Regions from separate parts of the Homo sapiens genome. Here region 2 is linked to region 1. Evidence: chromatin contacts called from ENCODE Hi-C or POLR2A ChIA-PET data. All regions are on one chromosome and are shown on one strand. Each heading gives the region's core, a stretch centred on a gene start or an enhancer-like site at or near the end of the contact. The rest is flanking DNA. Distances are from core to core; before and after follow the strand shown. Region 1 holds the start of ZFP14 (ZFP14 zinc finger protein). Region 2 holds the start of YIF1B (Yip1 interacting factor homolog B, membrane trafficking protein).

The links. Hi-C counts contacts between places; a loop is a spot of excess contacts on that map. ChIA-PET counts read pairs that join two places held with the same protein, here RNA polymerase II (POLR2A). Pooled maps may share reads with other maps.
Region 2: a pooled map shows a loop between it and region 1 (10-fold over the local background). The contact joins the promoter of YIF1B here to the promoter of ZFP14 in region 1. A Hi-C loop is called at or near these places in 2 of 50 pooled maps. POLR2A ChIA-PET finds 5 or more read pairs at or near these places in 2 of 52 experiments (Panc1 and activated CD4-positive, alpha-beta memory T cell).

What each region holds. Positions count from the first base shown.
Region 1 is chr19:36,377,479-36,382,001 of GRCh38, reverse strand. ZFP14 (ZFP14 zinc finger protein) reads left to right here and starts at 2,801. Exons shown (of 5, transcript NM_020917.3): 1 at 2,801-2,839. RefSeq lists a silencer at 2,605-2,694.
Region 2 is chr19:38,313,437-38,317,908 of GRCh38, reverse strand. It overlaps YIF1B (Yip1 interacting factor homolog B, membrane trafficking protein), which reads left to right and starts at 1,962. Exons shown (of 8, transcript NM_001039672.3): 1 at 1,962-2,049. The coding sequence starts at 1,992. RefSeq lists a silencer at 1,638-2,127.

The DNA of each region.
Region 1 (4,523 bases), core at 1,552-4,051:
TATATATATATATGAAAAAAATTGAGTAGTTGGAATTACAGATGTGCATCACCATGCCTGGCTAATTTTTGTATTTTTTTGTAGAGTCGGGATTTCCCCATGTTACCCAGGCTGGTCTTAAAACTTCTGGGCTCAAGCCATTTGCCTGCCTCAGCCTCCCAAAGTGCTGGGATTACAGGCTTGAGCCACCGTGCCTGTCCATGAACTGTTAATAAGAACAACAAAAAGGTTAGAATGACAGGTTTTAGAGGTACAATGGAAGGGTTTTTTACAAAGGACACTGCTCTGTGTCAAATGATGGAGCATTTGACACGTGGGTTTTTTTTTTTTTTTCCTACTAAGAGAAACTGCGGATGTCTGAGAGGCAACTGAAAATATTAATAGTACAGATTTAGATACTAAGAAAAGAAATGAAACTCTCTGAAAGAAATGCTCTTATTCTGCATGATTATGATGAATTGAAGGTCCAAATCGCTTTTTTCAAACTAAACGACATGAGAAACAATCTGAAGAAAATCCTATTTCAGAAGGTCAGTGAGCATGATATTGGACCAAGTGCCCCATCATTTGACACAGAGCAGAGCAGGGCCCTTTCCAAAAATCCCTCCATCGTACCTCAGTGAAGTCAGGCGTTAATTCTCTGGGGCTGTTGGACAAGGAAAATGACCTACAGTTAGTTATCTTCACCAGCAGTCTCCTCACCAGAGAGGGTGTGAAGAATTTAGCCCCTAGTGTCAGAAGGCCTCAAAACTTAGTCAAAACGAGGCCAGGTGTAGTGGCTCAAGCCTGTAATCCCAGCACTTTGGGAGGCTGAGGCAGGCGGATCACTTGAGGCCAGGAGTTTGAGACCAGCCTGGCCAACGTGGTGAAACCCCGTCTCCACTAAAAATACAAAAAATTAGCTGGGCGTGGTGGTGGGCACCTGTCATTTCAGCTACTCAGGAGGCTGAGGCAGGAGAATCCCTTGAACCTGGGAGGCTGAGGTTGCAGTGAGACAGTATTGTGCCACCACACTCCAGGTAGGGTGACAGAACAAGACTTTGTTTCAAAAAAAAAAAAACTTAGTCAAAACAGAGAATATGGAGGAGCTATTTTAATAATTCTTTTTATTGTTTTTTTAATGGAGTGTTGATTTCCTTACATAAATTTAATTGTAAACATGTACATAGGACCGTGATTTTGAATTAAAAAAATACTTTGGGCCTTCGGCCTTCTTAGTAGTTTTTTTTGTTTTGTTTTGTTTTCGTTTTTGTTTTGATACGGCGTCTTGCTCTGTCGCCCAGGCTGGAGTGCAGCTGCACGATCTTGGCTCACTGCAACCTCCGTCTCCCTGGTTCAAGCGATTCTTCTGCCTCAGCCTCCCGAGTAGCTGGGACTACAGGTGTGCGTCACCATGCCCAGCTAAATTTTTTTGTATTTTTAGTAGAGACGGGGTTTCACCATGTTGGCCAGGCTGGTCTCAAACCCCTGACCTCAGGTGATCCACCCGCCTCGGCCCCCCGAAAGTGATGGGATTATAGGCGTCAGCCACCGCGTCTGGCCACCTTCTTAGTAGTTATAAAGTAGCTCAGATTTTTCATTTATCTCCTATTTCATGCATATCCTATTGTTTGCAAAATGAAACCAGATTGCCGAGGCATTTTCAAATATCTTCTAAAGTTTTATATTCTTAAGGAAAGAACAAATTCTTTCATGTATTAACTAATATATCAAAGAATTTGGGATACAGAAGATGCCTCAGGGTGGTCCCTGGTGGGCTTATCCCATTTCTTTCCTGAAGGAACGCAGGACAGGACAAATTCAGTCTCATTGGAGACAGACCTCTCCAGTTAGTCTTTTTCTTTTGAAACGGAGTTTCGCTCTTGTTGCCCAAGCTGGGGTGCAATGGCGGATCTCAGCTCAATGCAACCTCCGCTTCCCGGGTTCAAGCGATTTTCCTGCCTCAGCCTCCTGAGTAGCTGGGATTACAGGCGCGCGCGACCACGCCCGGCTAATTTTTTGTATTTTTAGTAGAACAATACATTCACAACTGCAGGAGATACGAGACACACACACACACACACACACACACACACACACACACACACACAGAGACAGAGACAGAGTGGGAGAAAGGGAGAGGGCAGTGAGCACGAGCGACCTTTCTAGGTTTACGTCCTGCTCCAGGTTCTGGTGGGCTTTGAGAGTATTTTCATTGCATGCCTGATGTGTGCCCACACCTTGCTTGGGTGTATGCAGTGAGTAACTGGTAGGTGTTTAGTACACATATTAGGCATCTGCTGGTGCCAAAACTTCTTTCTAAATCCTCCGCGGCTGAGCCTGGTGGCTCACGCCTGTAGTCCCAGCACTTTGGGAGGCTCAGGCGGGAGGATCTTTTAAGCCCAGGAGTTCGACACCGGCTTGGGTAACATAGGGAGATCTGGTCTCTATAAAAACTTAAAAAATGAGTTGGGCGTGGTGGCGCGCGCCTGCAGTCCCAGCTACTCTGGAGGCTCGGGTGGGAGGGTCGCTTGAGCCCGGGAGGTCGCGGCTGCAGTGAGCTCTAATCACGCCACTGCACTCCAGCCTGGGCGACAGAGTAAGACCCTGTCTCAAGAAAATAAACAAATAAAAGTCTTCCTCAGCGACAAAAGCAAACGCAAGCCCGAGCTCGCCTCAGCCCCACGCAGCGCGGAGGGCCTTCCCGCCCCGAGCGCACCCGGGGCTCCGGCCCCCGCGCATGCGCACTCCGCGCAGCCCGTTGGGGCTGGAACCAGTCCCTCCCATCGGCGGACTACATTTCCCACAGGCCTCCGCTCGCAGTTCTTTCCGGCTTCGCTGCTGGTGTCGGCTCCGAGAGGTGAGTTGGTCGCTTGCACCGAGGCAATGGGCGCGGGGGTGGCGCGGGGGCGGCGCAGACCTCAGTGTGAGCCAGGAGGCAGTAGCTGTGGAGTTTGTGGCGCTGACTGGGCGCCGGGTGCCCTGTTGCGTCCTCTGCCTTCTCGCTTCAGAGCCGCCCAGGTCCAGCGGCCCGGAATGGCTCCGAGTTAGATACAGGAACCCCGGAGTGAATGAAGGCCCCCAAACAAAAAGACGCAGTCTGAAGAACTGCAGATTGCACAGCTTTACCCGAGCTCCCTCCCATGGAAACTGCGGGGAACTCGGAGACAGATCCCAGCCCCGTCTTCGTGTACCTGGCCTTTCGCTCTGATACGGGAAAGGGTCAGCTTTATTCCAGGCTCCCTGTTATTTCCATCGGGTTTTGCGCGCAGTAGACGGAGGGAGCAAGTGCGCTAGCGGGGGTGTGTCCTGCTCAGCCAAGGCCGGCTCCAGGAAAGGCCCGCGGTCTCAAGATTCCCGTCTCCTTTCCCAATCCTGCTGTTCTTTAGGAAGGCAGCGGGGAGAGGAGGAAATGATTGCTGTTGCATATAGACAAGTCAACATCCAGATGAGTTTGTGTTTCCGTTTTGTTCCATGAAGTGTAATTTTTATTTTTTCTGGGCGTGGGGGCATTTGCTTTCCTCTTCTGTGGAATGAAAATCAGCTCGGACTGAACAATGAAGCAGCTCTGTCATTAATCAGGCTAGGAAGGAAGAGACAGATAAAGCCAGTTGCAAAATTAATAGAAAACATGATTTCTCCCCAGGTGGTGCAGTAGTTGTAAAATGGCATAATGACTCCCTCTTTGAGAGATTACAGTTTTCTTACCAGTGATGTTCTAGACTTGCTTTGCTGTTTTCATTTTATTACTGGGGATACCCTCTTGATTACACTCATGATTGCATTCAATATCTCATTAATCCCTGCCTCTCCTAATCTCACCTCGGAAACAGCAGCCATTCCAGATTGCAGCTGTCATTAGATCCTCCTTAGAATCTTTCAGCTGGAACTCAACCGTTTACGAAAGAGCTTTTCTCGTCTCTCTCGTCCATTCTATTCCAACCCTTCCTGTGGAATTTTCTCCCTTTCTGCCAGTCAATAGATATGATTTTGTCAGACTATGCGGGCTTGTTCCAGTTAATCTTCAGCTAGTTAGACTTTAACCCCTGAAATGTCCTGTCCACTGACCTGGTGCTTTGGCCTTCCTTCCCAGTGAATGATGGGGTGATGAAGGTAGATTCCAATTCCTACCCCTTTCCAGTAGGTTTGTTTTGTTTTGTTTTTTTTTGTATTTTTTGAGATGGAGTCTGGGTCTGTTACCCAGGCTGGAGTGCAGTGGCACGATGTGCTCACTGAAACCTCCGCCTCCCGGGTTCAAGCAGGATTCTCCTGCTTCAGCCTGCCAAGTAGCTAGAACTACAGGGATGAGCCACCGCACCCGGCCTCCAGTAGGTATTGACATGAGCATTTGGCAGTAATTTAGTTTCTCTTATGAGCTGCCTCTTTCTAATCATTTGGATGGTCTGGAAGTAAACCTCCTGAAGAGAAGCTAACTGCAGAGCTTTATTTTGTTACTTAAGTTTTTTTTTTTTTTTTAGAGACAGGGTCTCACTCTGTCCCTCAGGCTGGAGTGCAGTGAAGTGATCTCGCTCCCTGCAGCCTGG
Region 2 (4,472 bases), core at 713-3,212, 1.9 Mb before region 1:
TGCTTTATTAATTAAATATATATACATAAGGCTGGGTGCGGTGTTTCATGCCTGTAATCTCAGTGCTTTGGGAGGCCAAGGCAGGTGGATCACCTGAGGTCAGGAGTTCGAGACCAGCCTGGCCAACATGGCGAAACCCTGTCTCTACTAAAAATACAAAAAATTAGCCAGGTGCGATGGCACACGCCTGTAATCTCAGCTATCGGGAGGCTGAAGCAGGAGAATCACTTGAACCCAGGAGGCAAAGGTTGCAGTGAGCCGAGATCGCATCACTGCACTCCAGCCTGGGCGACAGAGCAAGACTCCATCTCAAAAAACAAACAAAAAAGCAATAAGAAAAAAAAAAACATTTATGGAAGAGATGTATCTGGAGCAACCAGAGCAAGAGAGGGCTGAGGATGAGGAGAAAATGGTGTTGGAGCCCAGGGGACAGAGGCTAAATCAGAGGTGAAGAAGAATGCGGGCATTTCGCTCACAAAAAGGAACCACAGTGGAGCCAGCACTCATCACTGAGAAACCAGGAGCAGCCCTTAAGGTCTCCAAAAAGACAACGTCTCAGAGGAGGAAGAGGAAGCCACAGCGATAGGGTCACTTGCTGACATCCTTCCGGATGCGCTATCGCTGCGCAGAAGTAACTTCCACCACTATGTTTTCCTGAGATAAGTCGGGGAGTCTGAGAGGGAGAGAAGGGGGGAGACTGAGAGTCAGAGAGAGGAGAGACTAAGGACGCTAGGTGGGCAGGGCTCTTCACTTGCAGGTGCGCCTGTGTGCTGTGAGTTGCTGGGGGTTGTAGAATGCTTTTGGTGGACAGAGGGAACCAGGTTGCAATGTGAGAACATTTTTATGAATTTCTGGGAAACTGCCTTAAGATCTATTCCAAGAGAGACACCTGGTTCTTCTCACCTAACTTGTTGGGTTTCCTTTTCTCACTCTAAATATTCACTTTAAGGCCGGGCACTGTGGCTCATGTCTGTAATCCTAATGCTTTAGGAGGCTGAAGCAGGAGGATGGCTTGAGCCCAGGAATTCGAGACCAGCCTGGGCAACATAGCAAGATCCTGTTTTGACAAAAAATTTAAAAATTAGCTGGGCATGGTGGTGCATGCCTGTGGTGCCAGTTACTGGGGAGGCTGAGGCAGGAGGATCACTTGAGCTCAGGGGGTCCGAGGCAGCCTGGAAAACAGAGGAAGACCCTGTCTCAAAATAAATAAATATTTACTTTAATACCTAAGGGATGTCAAAAATTGTATAAGCCCCTACAACTCCAATTAGCCCCTCAGGAACACAAATGTTTCTCTTTTCCTTGCTCCACAGCCTTTTCTGGCTCTCCAGTGCTCTCAATGACCCAAACTGAACGGCTGTCTGCAGAGAACTGCATTTCCCATCGACCTTTTCGCTCGATATTTACATTTTAAAAAATGTTTTGTAGCGATGGAGATCTCGCTGTTGCCCAGGCTGGTCTCGAACTCCTGGGCTCAAGCGATCCTCAGCCTTCCAAAGTGCTGAGATTACAGGCGTTAAGCCACTGAGCCTGGCTAAATTAAAAAAAAAAAAAATTGTAGGGATGGGGCGGGGCGAGGGTCACTATGTTGCTCAGGCTAGTCTCGAATCCCTGGGCTGAAGCAATCCTCCCGCCTCGGCCTCCCAAAGTGCTGGAGTTAGGGGCGTGAGCCCCGGCAAGGGGCAGACACTCATTTTCTGTCGTGGCAGACACCGCCTCCTCCTGGGATTGGTCCCGGCCTCGCCCTCCTGCCACTCAGGCCTTGACTCGCTTTACTGCATGAGCCCAGTAGCCCAGTCTCCGCCTCTTACGTAAGGCACCGCCCAGTCGTCCAGGCCTCCGTGAAGGGGGGGGCTGGAGGGGTCGGGGGGGTGGGGGCGAGGCCTTCCCTCAATCCTGACGTCCATTGGCTGTCTCTTCGCCGGCGGGGCGTGGGTACGGGAGCCGGGCGGGCACGCTCCGAACCGCGGCTTAGGTGGCGGCGGCGAAGGATGCACCCGGCAGGCTTGGCGGCGGCGGCTGCGGGGACGCCCCGGCTGCGTAAGTGGCGTACGTGGCCGGCGGAGGAGATCGGGCGGGCGGGGGCGTGGCGGGGCGGCCGCGTCGGTTGGCGAGGTCACTGCAGGTCAGAGGTCACGAGATCAAGGATCTGGAACCCTGAGGTGTGCACAGCGCTGGGATGCCAGGTTCGGGTAGGAGGCCCCTTGGGGGGCGATTCTTTAGGAAATTCCTTTAGAAGAAAACAACTTGGGACTGGATAGCGTGCGATATGCAGAGAAATGCAACTTTCATTCATTTGCAGTTAGCGATCCGCCCTTCCCTGCTCCCCACCCTTCCGTGGCTCCCCAGTACCCGCCTGCTGTCGCCCACACCCTTAGGACAGCTTCGTGGCCCCCCGGGAGCGCAGAGGGCCATGCCTACCGCTCATTTAAGAAGCGAACCTGTATTGTGCTGTTGGCCCCCTTTTCCTGTCTCTTCATCTCCGTGAGTGTGCTGTGTGTTTCATTTATTCATTCAACCTAACTTGTCTCAACTCCCATGTGTCAGGCCCTGTGTTGGGATGGAGATGTTGTGGGAGCCCTGAGGAGGCACATGACCCAGCCTAGGGGTGTCAGTGAAGCTTCCTGGAAGAGGATACTTCTTTTTCTTTTTTTTTTTTTTTTGAGACCTAGTTTTGTTCTTGTTGCCAAGGCTGGAGTGCAATGGCGCGATCTCAGGTCACCGCAACCTCCGCCTCCCGGGTTCAAGCGATTCTCCTGCCTCAGCCTCCCAAGTAGCTGGGATTACAGGCGCAGGCCACCACGCCCGGGGTGGTATAGACGGGGTTTCTCCATGTTGGTCAAGCTGGTCTCAAACTCCCGACCTCAGGTGATCCGCCCGCCTAGGCCTCCCAAAGTGCTGGGATTACAGGCGTGAGCCACCGCACCCGGCATGGAAGAGGATAATTCTGATCATGAAAAGTTACCCAGGAGAAGGAGATTTGTAGTGAGAGGGCAGGCTGGGCGTGCTGGCCTACACCTATAATCTCAGCACTTTGGGAGGTCGAGGTGGGCGAATCACTTGGGGCCAGGAGTTGGAGACCAGCTTGGGTAACAGCAAAATCCTATCTCTAATAAAAGTACACAAAATTAGCCGGGTGTGGTGGCGAGCACCTGTAATCCCGGCTACTTGGGAGTCTGAGGCTTGAGAATCACTTGAACCCAGGAGGCAGAGGTTGCACTGAGGCGAGATTGCACCAGCCTGGGCGACAGAGCAAGACTTCGCCTCAAAAAAAAAAAAAAAAAAAAAAAAAGAGGGTGATCCACCTGCCTTGGCCTCCCAAAGTGCTGGGATCACAGGCATGAGTCACGGTGCCCAGCCAACCAGCCTGGCCAACATGATGAAACCCCATCTCTACTAAAAATGCAAAAAAATTAGGTTGGGCGCAGTGGTTCACACCTATAATCCCAGGATTTTGGGAGGCCGAGGTGGGAGGATCACGAGGTCAGGAGTTCGAGACCAGCCTGGCCAACATGGTGAGACCCCATCTCTACTAAAAATAGAAAATTTAGCTGGGCGTGGTGGTGTGCGCCTGTAGTCCCAGCTACTCAGGAGGCTGAAGCAGAAGAATTGCTTGAACCTGGGAGGTGGAGGGTGCAGTGGGCCGAGATTTCACCACTGCACTCCAGCCTGGGTGACAGAGTGAGACTCCATCTCAAAAAAAAAAAAAAAAAAAATTAGCCGGGCGTGGTGGCGCGCACCTGTAATTCCAGCTACTCGGGCGGCTGAGGCAGGAGAATCGCTTGAACCCAGGATGCGGAGGTTGCAGTGAGCCAAGATTGCGCCATTGCACTCCAGCCTAGGCAACGAGCGAAACAACGCCTCAAGAAAAGAAAAAAAAGAGAGAGAGAAGGAAAGGCATTGGAGGCCTGTGCCAAGTAAACAAGTAGACATATGAATATATATTCAGAAATTATTGTGAGTGCTCAGAAGAGAAAAAGAAAGCACCACATGTTATGAGAAGGAACCAGACGAGGTTAGTGCATTACAGGGAGGAGTGAGGAAGGTCTCTGCAAAGGCAGGGGCCTCTGTGTGATATTGGGAGGTGCTGATGGAGGGAGGTTGTTCCAGGATGAAAGCTCTGCATATTCAAAAGCCAGTGGGGGCAAGGAGCTTGGCAGAGTCGGGGCCTGAAAGGCCATGTGGCTGGCTGGTGCATGGGATCCCCAGGAGAGGTTGCAAACCATGGTGGTTGGCAGGAGTGGGTCATGCAGGGCCTAGCAGGCCTTTGGATTTTTTTCAGAGCACAGTGAATAGTGATCTTAGGCAGAGGATGACGTGGTCTTATTTGTATTTAAAAAGATCACTCTGGGCCGGGTTAGGTGGCTCACGCCTGTAATCCCAGCACTTTGGGAGGCCGAGGCGGGCGGATCATGAGGTCAGGAGATCAAGCCCATCCTGGCTAACACGGTGAAACCCCGTCTCTACTAAAA